Linked DNA regions of Homo sapiens: region 1 is linked to region 2. A link is a contact called in ENCODE Hi-C or POLR2A ChIA-PET data. All regions are on one chromosome and are shown on one strand. Each heading gives the region's core, a stretch centred on a gene start or an enhancer-like site at or near the end of the contact. The rest is flanking DNA. Distances are from core to core; before and after follow the strand shown. Region 1 overlaps ABCC1 (ATP binding cassette subfamily C member 1 (ABCC1 blood group)). Region 2 overlaps CEP20 (centrosomal protein 20).

What was found. Hi-C counts contacts between places; a loop is a spot of excess contacts on that map. ChIA-PET counts read pairs that join two places held with the same protein, here RNA polymerase II (POLR2A). Pooled maps may share reads with other maps.
Region 1: a loop to region 2 is called in a map of aorta, with 2.7 times the contacts of the local background. The contact joins two enhancer-like sites. A Hi-C loop is called at or near these places in 3 of 168 maps with a recorded cell type or tissue (aorta, astrocyte of the cerebellum and heart left ventricle) and 2 of 50 pooled maps. POLR2A ChIA-PET finds 5 or more read pairs at or near these places in 6 of 52 experiments (BJ, MCF 10A, OCI-LY7 and 3 more).

What each region holds. Positions count from the first base shown.
Region 1 is chr16:16,094,663-16,097,767 of GRCh38, forward strand. All of the region lies in intron 19 of ABCC1 (ATP binding cassette subfamily C member 1 (ABCC1 blood group)), which reads left to right. Among named protein-coding and RNA genes, the nearest start is that of ABCC6, 130 kb to the right of the region's middle. Within about 2 kb of position 1,834, at least 16 of the 41 ENCODE cell types and tissues checked have a DNase peak (open chromatin) inside an H3K27ac peak, as active enhancers do.
Region 2 is chr16:15,873,431-15,876,669 of GRCh38, forward strand. It overlaps CEP20 (centrosomal protein 20), which reads right to left. Exons shown (of 5, transcript NM_144600.4): 4 at 61-197. Among named protein-coding and RNA genes, the nearest start is that of CEP20, 14 kb to the right of the region's middle. Within about 2 kb of position 1,566, at least 13 of the 41 ENCODE cell types and tissues checked have a DNase peak (open chromatin) inside an H3K27ac peak, as active enhancers do.

The DNA.
Region 1 (3,105 bases), core at 584-3,083, 220 kb after region 2:
GCCACCATGCCCAGCTAATTTTTTTTGTATTTTTAGTAGAAACGGGGTTTCACCGTGTTAGTCAGGATGGTCTCGATCTCTTGACGTCATGATCCGCCCGCCTCGGCCTCCCAAAGTGCTGGGATTACAGGCGTGAGCCACTGCGCCTGGCCTTTTTTTTTTTTTTTTTTTTTTGATACAGAGTCTCACTTGTTGCCCAGGCTGGAGTGTAGTGGCACGATCTTGGCTCACTGCAGCCTCCACCTCCCGGGTTCAAGAAATTCTTGTGCCTCAGCCTCTCGAGTAGCTGGAGTTACAGGCATGTGCCACCACGCCCAGCTAATTTTTGTATTTTTAGTAGAGATGGGGTTTCACCATGCTGACCAGGCTGGTCTCAAACTCCTGGCCTCAAGGGATCCTCCTGCCTCAGCCTCCCAAAGTGTTGGGATAACAGGCATGAGCCACCATGCCCGGCCTCACAAATGTTCTTAAGGTGAACACGAAGATTTGAACCTCTTGATCTGCATGATTCTGTGGTGTTTTCTGGATAAAGTGAATAGTGAACCATTTTCACAGATTGCCTCAAGCCCCTTAGGGGAACAAATTTTTAAGGGATTTAAAAAAATGGCTCATTAACCTTCATACCTGGAAGGTAAAACACATCTTCATGACTCTGGTTTCTTTCTTAGGAACCTAATACCTAGAGCAGTGGTTTTCCATCAGGGGCAAATTGCCCCCACCCTGGGGACAGTTGGCAATGTTTGGAGACATGTTGGGATGTCAAAACTGGAGTGGGGTTTGCCCCTGGCAGGCAAGCAGGGTAGAGGCCAGCGATGTCGCTAAACATCCTACAGCACTCAAGACGAATTCCCCCTTACCCTGCCCCCCGTGACAGGGAATCCCCTTGCCAGGACATCCAAAGCACCACGAGCAAGAAACCCTGTGTGCTCCGACTTCACACTGCTGAATTCTTCCCTTGTCCTCTTGGGAGAAGGATCTTTATTCCAACAATGTGGCCATTTTTCTCTTTTAAAAAATTTTATTTATATATTTTTATGTTTTTTTATGGAGATGGGATATCAGTCTGTTGCCCAGGCTGGTCTCGAACTCCTGGGCTCAAGCGATCCTCCCACCTTGACCTCCCAAAATGCAAATGCTGGGATTATAAGCATGAGTCGCGGCACCTGGCCCGTGGCCATTTTTCAAAACCTTGCTTGAACCATCTGTTAACCTCATGGCAAATATTTTTCCCTCTTAAGTATTTACCGAGTTTTTCTTAATGATTATAAAAGCAACATGTGCTCATCGTAGACATTTGCAAACTACAAAAGAGTACAAAGAATCAGGAAAAAAGGTGGCTCATATGTGTAATGCCAGGACTTTGGGAGGCCAAGGTAGGCGGATCACCTGAGGGCAGGAGTTCGAGACCAGCCTCGCCAACATGGTGAAACCCCATCTCTACTAAAAATACAGAAATGTCAGGAGGCTGAGGCAGGAGAATAGCGTGAATCCGGGGGGCAGAGCTTGCAGTGAGCCAAGATTGTGCCACTGCACTCTAGCCTGGGTAACAGAGCGAGACTGTCTCAAAAAAAAAACAAAAAAACAAAAAAAAACTCCCGAGAAAGAACATCTTTCTGCCCTCACTGCCCAGAAGGGGAGCTGTTGTTAGCTTTGGCATCTTTTTCACCTGTCCTTCCTTCCTAGGCCTTCTCCCTTGACAAGATTGAGAGTATATCTTAGAGTTTTCTCATCTCCTGCCACCTTTTGATTTCTTTTCTTAACAGTGGGCCATAAGCACCTCCCCAAGTTACACAAATTAGTTGTCAGCACAGAGCAGCTGCCGAGAGAGTTCATCAGACAGACCCCCACATTCCTTCTGGCTGTCCTCAGAGGCCGGATTTCTTCCTCTTTTGAGGATGAAGAGCTTTCTCTGCCGAGGCTGGGGGAGGAGGTCAGTGAGGCAGCCAGTGAATGCCGTTTTTGGTCAAAAATGAGGCGTTGACTATAAAGCTGTGAGTTGAATTCTTCCCTCCGGGGAGGCTGGCCTGCTGGACCTTGCCCAAGCAGAGTTCCAGAACCTTCTTGAGTAAAGGCAGTGTTGGTGGAATAAACAGTGAGAGGACTGGCAACGGAATACACAGACCCGGGGCAGCACTTAACGTACGTGGGTCAAGGGTAGAAACAGCACCTGGCTTGACAGCATCCAAAACCCAACACCTGGTGGTTGCATGAACTCAGTGACAGTCACTGAATTACAAGTTTCGTGTGTTTGCTTTAAAAAAAAAAAGAAAGAACTCTTGCTACTTTATAGCATTCTCCACCCTGGCCCCCAGCCTTCATGTCCCTCTTCTTCCCTGCTTTGATTACTTTGTGGCACTTATTGCTGCCTGGAGTAAATTATGGATCTACTTGTTCATTTATTGTTGATCTCTTCCTTTGGAATTTAAGATCTGAGGGTTTTGTTTGTTTGTTTTGTTTTGTTTTGTTTGTTTTGGGAGTCTCACGCTGTTGCCCAGGCTGGAGTGCAATGGTGCAATCTCGGCTCACTGCAACCTCCACCTCCTGGGTCCAAGTGATTCTCCTGCCGCAACCTCCCAAGTAGCTGGGATTACGGATGCCTGCCACCACGCCCGGCTAATTTTTGTATTTTTAGTAGAGACGGCGTTGTGCCACATTGGTCAGGCTGGTCTTGAACTCCGGACCTCAAGTGATCCACCCGCCTCAGCCTCCCAAAGTGCTGGGATTACAGGCATGAGCCATCGTGCCCGGCTGCTCTGAGGGCTTTTTGGTTGTCTCTCCATCCCCAGGACTAAGAAAAGAGCCTGACACATAGTAGACACTCAGTAAATGTGTTAAATGAGTGGATGAATCGCACCTTGGCTGTTCAAGGCATGTCCTGCATAAGCAGTGGGTAGGCCGGAGGGCTTTGGATGTTTACACTGCAGATAAATACCTCAGACTAGGAGAAAATAGGAGTGGATTTCACCCCCTCTCAGGTCTGCTTTAGAAAGCAGCTTTGTCAGTCCTGCCTATGAGAGGGGCCCCTCTGGCATTGGGAAGTCAGCTCTGCTTCTTGACTTGACTATACACTTGTCAGTCTGCCCATCTGTCTGTCGGGTGTGTACA
Region 2 (3,239 bases), core at 316-2,815:
ATATATAGGAAGAAAACATATTTGCTGACAGCTAAATGATGAATCTTGGAAAACTCATACCCATTGGCTTTCTTCTACTAGGTTGTCTGCCAAGACTTGGGTCTGAAGGCTGAAGTGAAGGCCCTTTCAGAAATGCATTCTGGATGCCATCCTTAGTTCCACGCAAGAAATGGGCTAAAATCCCATATAAAAGAGGTCTATAGCAGGAAGAAAACAAAACAAAACCAAAAGCTAATAAATCTGCATAAACGGGAAAAGCTTAAAACATTTATTCTTTAAAAGGTAACCTCTGACATCAAAAAGACCAAGTGATTCACTAGACTTTAAAAAGCGGCATGATTATCCAAAATGCAAATTGTTCATACTTTTAAATTTAAGAGTACCACTTAATTTCATGACAATTTTAAAACCCAGAGAAAACATGTTAACAACTTAAACCTCATCTACACTGAAATATCATTTCTATCAATCCACAGGAATCTCTTTTAAACTCCAAAGTCCAGTAGAGTATTTCCCAATACCTAACCCCATCTAATACACAACAGGTATTCAATAAACACCTCTTGATTAATAAGTCCTTGCCCTGAAAAAGTCTTAGGTCCTGAGAGCCAGGTGACCTGAGTTCAAATTCTGGCTTTGCCATTTGCTAGCTGTGGGACTCTGTGTAAGATTCTTAACCTCTCCAGCCTCATAAATGTTTCTTCCTTTATAAATTAGGATAAGCACCGTCCCTCCCTTATAGGGCTGTTATGCACTAAATGAGTTAATAAATGTCAAGTGTTTTTTACTGTGCCTGGCACATATGAAATGGTATATAAATGTTAGCTCCTGTGTAGCTAACATTTATTTAGATTAATATTTACATTACCTATTATTTTAAAATCTTCTTTATAGTTTACAGAACGTATACCTCTTCTCATCTAATCCTCATCGTGTAATGTCAAGATCATCAACTGCAATTTATAAAGGAGAAAACCACAGCCAGGAGATTTGCTAGAGATTCCCCCAGATAGTAAACAAAGTTTACACTTGAACCCCAAATCCCATATTGTTTTCCTTACAGTGTGCTGCCTGGGAATTTATATTAGTACTCTTGCATCAAGGAAAGCTGCTCTGCTGACAATCAAGAGTGGTACAATGGAAATGTTTTCCTTTGTTTCCAATCTCAAATTTGAAAACACAATTAAAAGGATTTAATCTTTATTTTTAATTTTTGTGGGTACATAGTAGGTGTATATATTTGTGGGGAGGATTTATTTTTTGAGATATGTATCTATTTACTAGCTGGTATAATGGTTTACAGTACGACGCTCCCTTCCAAAGATGGAATCTCATTGCCCTCTGAGTGTGAGCTGAACTCACTTCTAACTGGCACAAAGCTGACTTCAGAGGCCACGTGGTAATGGCCCTGCAGCTTCCTCCTTGCTTTCTCTCTTGGATTGCTGCCTTTGGGAGAAGTCAGATGCCTCAGGACACTTCAGCAGCCCTGGAAAGTTACATGCAGTAAGGAATTGAGGCCGCCTGTCAATATCATTATGAGTTTGGAAGCAGATAGTTCAGCCACATTCAAGGCTTCCGACTACAACCCTGGCTGGCATCTTGACTCCAACCTCAAGGGGGAGCCTGAGCTAGACTTACGTGACTAAGCCAATCCCAAATCCCCGAATATTCCACAAATAATCTATGTTGTTGTTCTAAGCTACCAAATTCTGGAATAATATCACACTAATTTTTCCATGCCACAGGGAAACCAGGAAAGTAAGTTTCTTTATTTAATAAGATGCCGCAACTCTTATGAAAGCGTCACCTAGTAATATAAAACAGGTCTCTTTGTTTACTTTAATCTTCCCCAAAGTGTTAACTGGTTCAAGATGATTTTTAAATGTTAAAAGTTTTATTTTTTAAATAAATATTCAAAAAAATGTACTTGTGATTAAAATTTTGGGTTGGACATGGGGGCTCAGGCCTGTAATCCCAGGACTTTGGGGGGCCAGCCTGGCCTCAAACAGGAGTTTGAGACAGCCTGAACAACATAGCGAGTCCCCTAGCTCTACAGCAATTTTATTTTAAATTAGCCACAGAAGGTAATATGCACCTGTGGTCCCAGCTACTTGGGAGGCTGAGGTGAGAGGATCGCTTGAGTGCAGAAGGGAGAGGCAACTTGCAAATTCATGGATTAAGGTTTATCTTTTAAAATAAGTTTCAAAAAGATAAAGAAAAGTGCGGCCTCACAATAACTTGCCTGTAATTCTGAAATGCAAAATTCTGAAAACTGGATTCTCTTCATATATCTGGCAAAAAATCATCAGATGGCAAGGGTTGACCTAACAAGGCTATTAACAAGGCTATTACAGACTTTATCTTACTTTGTGTGAAAACATTAATGTGCTGGGTGTGGTGGCTCAAGCCTGTAATCCCAGCACTTTGGGAGGCCAAGGCAGGAGGATCACCTGAGGTCGGGAGTTCAAGACCAGCCTGACCAACATGGAGAAACCCCGTATCTACTAAAAATACAAAATTAGCCGGGTGTGGTGGCATGCTCCTGTAATCCCAGCTACTCAGGAGGCTGAGGCAGAAGAGTCACTTGAACCCAAGAGGCAGAGGTTGCAGTGAGCTGAGATCATGTCATTGCACTCAAAAAAAAAAAAAAAGAGAAAGAAAATATTAATGTGATTGTGGAATACTACTTTAGGACTCCCTGGCACATACATGTAGTATTTGGTAGATGTACCATATTACTTTTTTTTTTTTTTTAAAGAATTGAAGTCTTGGGCCGATGGCTCACACCTGTAATCCTAGCACTTTGGGAGGCCGAGGCAGGAGGATCATGAGGTCAGGAGATCGAGACCATCCTGGCTAACACGGTGAAACCGTCTCTACTAAAAATACAAAAAATTAGCCAGGCGTGGTGGCATGCGTCTATAGTCCCAGCTACTTGGGAGGCTGAGGCAGGAGAATCGCTTGAACCTGGGAGGCGGCAGTTGCCGTGAGCCGAGATCACGCCACTGCACTCCAGCCTGGACGACAGAGTGAGACTCTGTCTCGAAAAAAAAAAAAAGAACTCTCGCTGTGTGGCCCACACTGGAGTGCAGCAGCAAGATCATGGCTCACTGCAGCCTCAATCTCCTGGATTTAAGTAATCTTCTTGCCTCACCCTCCTAAGTAGCTAGGACTACAGGCATGTCATTTTAAAACCCGACAGCATTTGGATTTTCAAACATGTATCTGGCCTCAGTGGT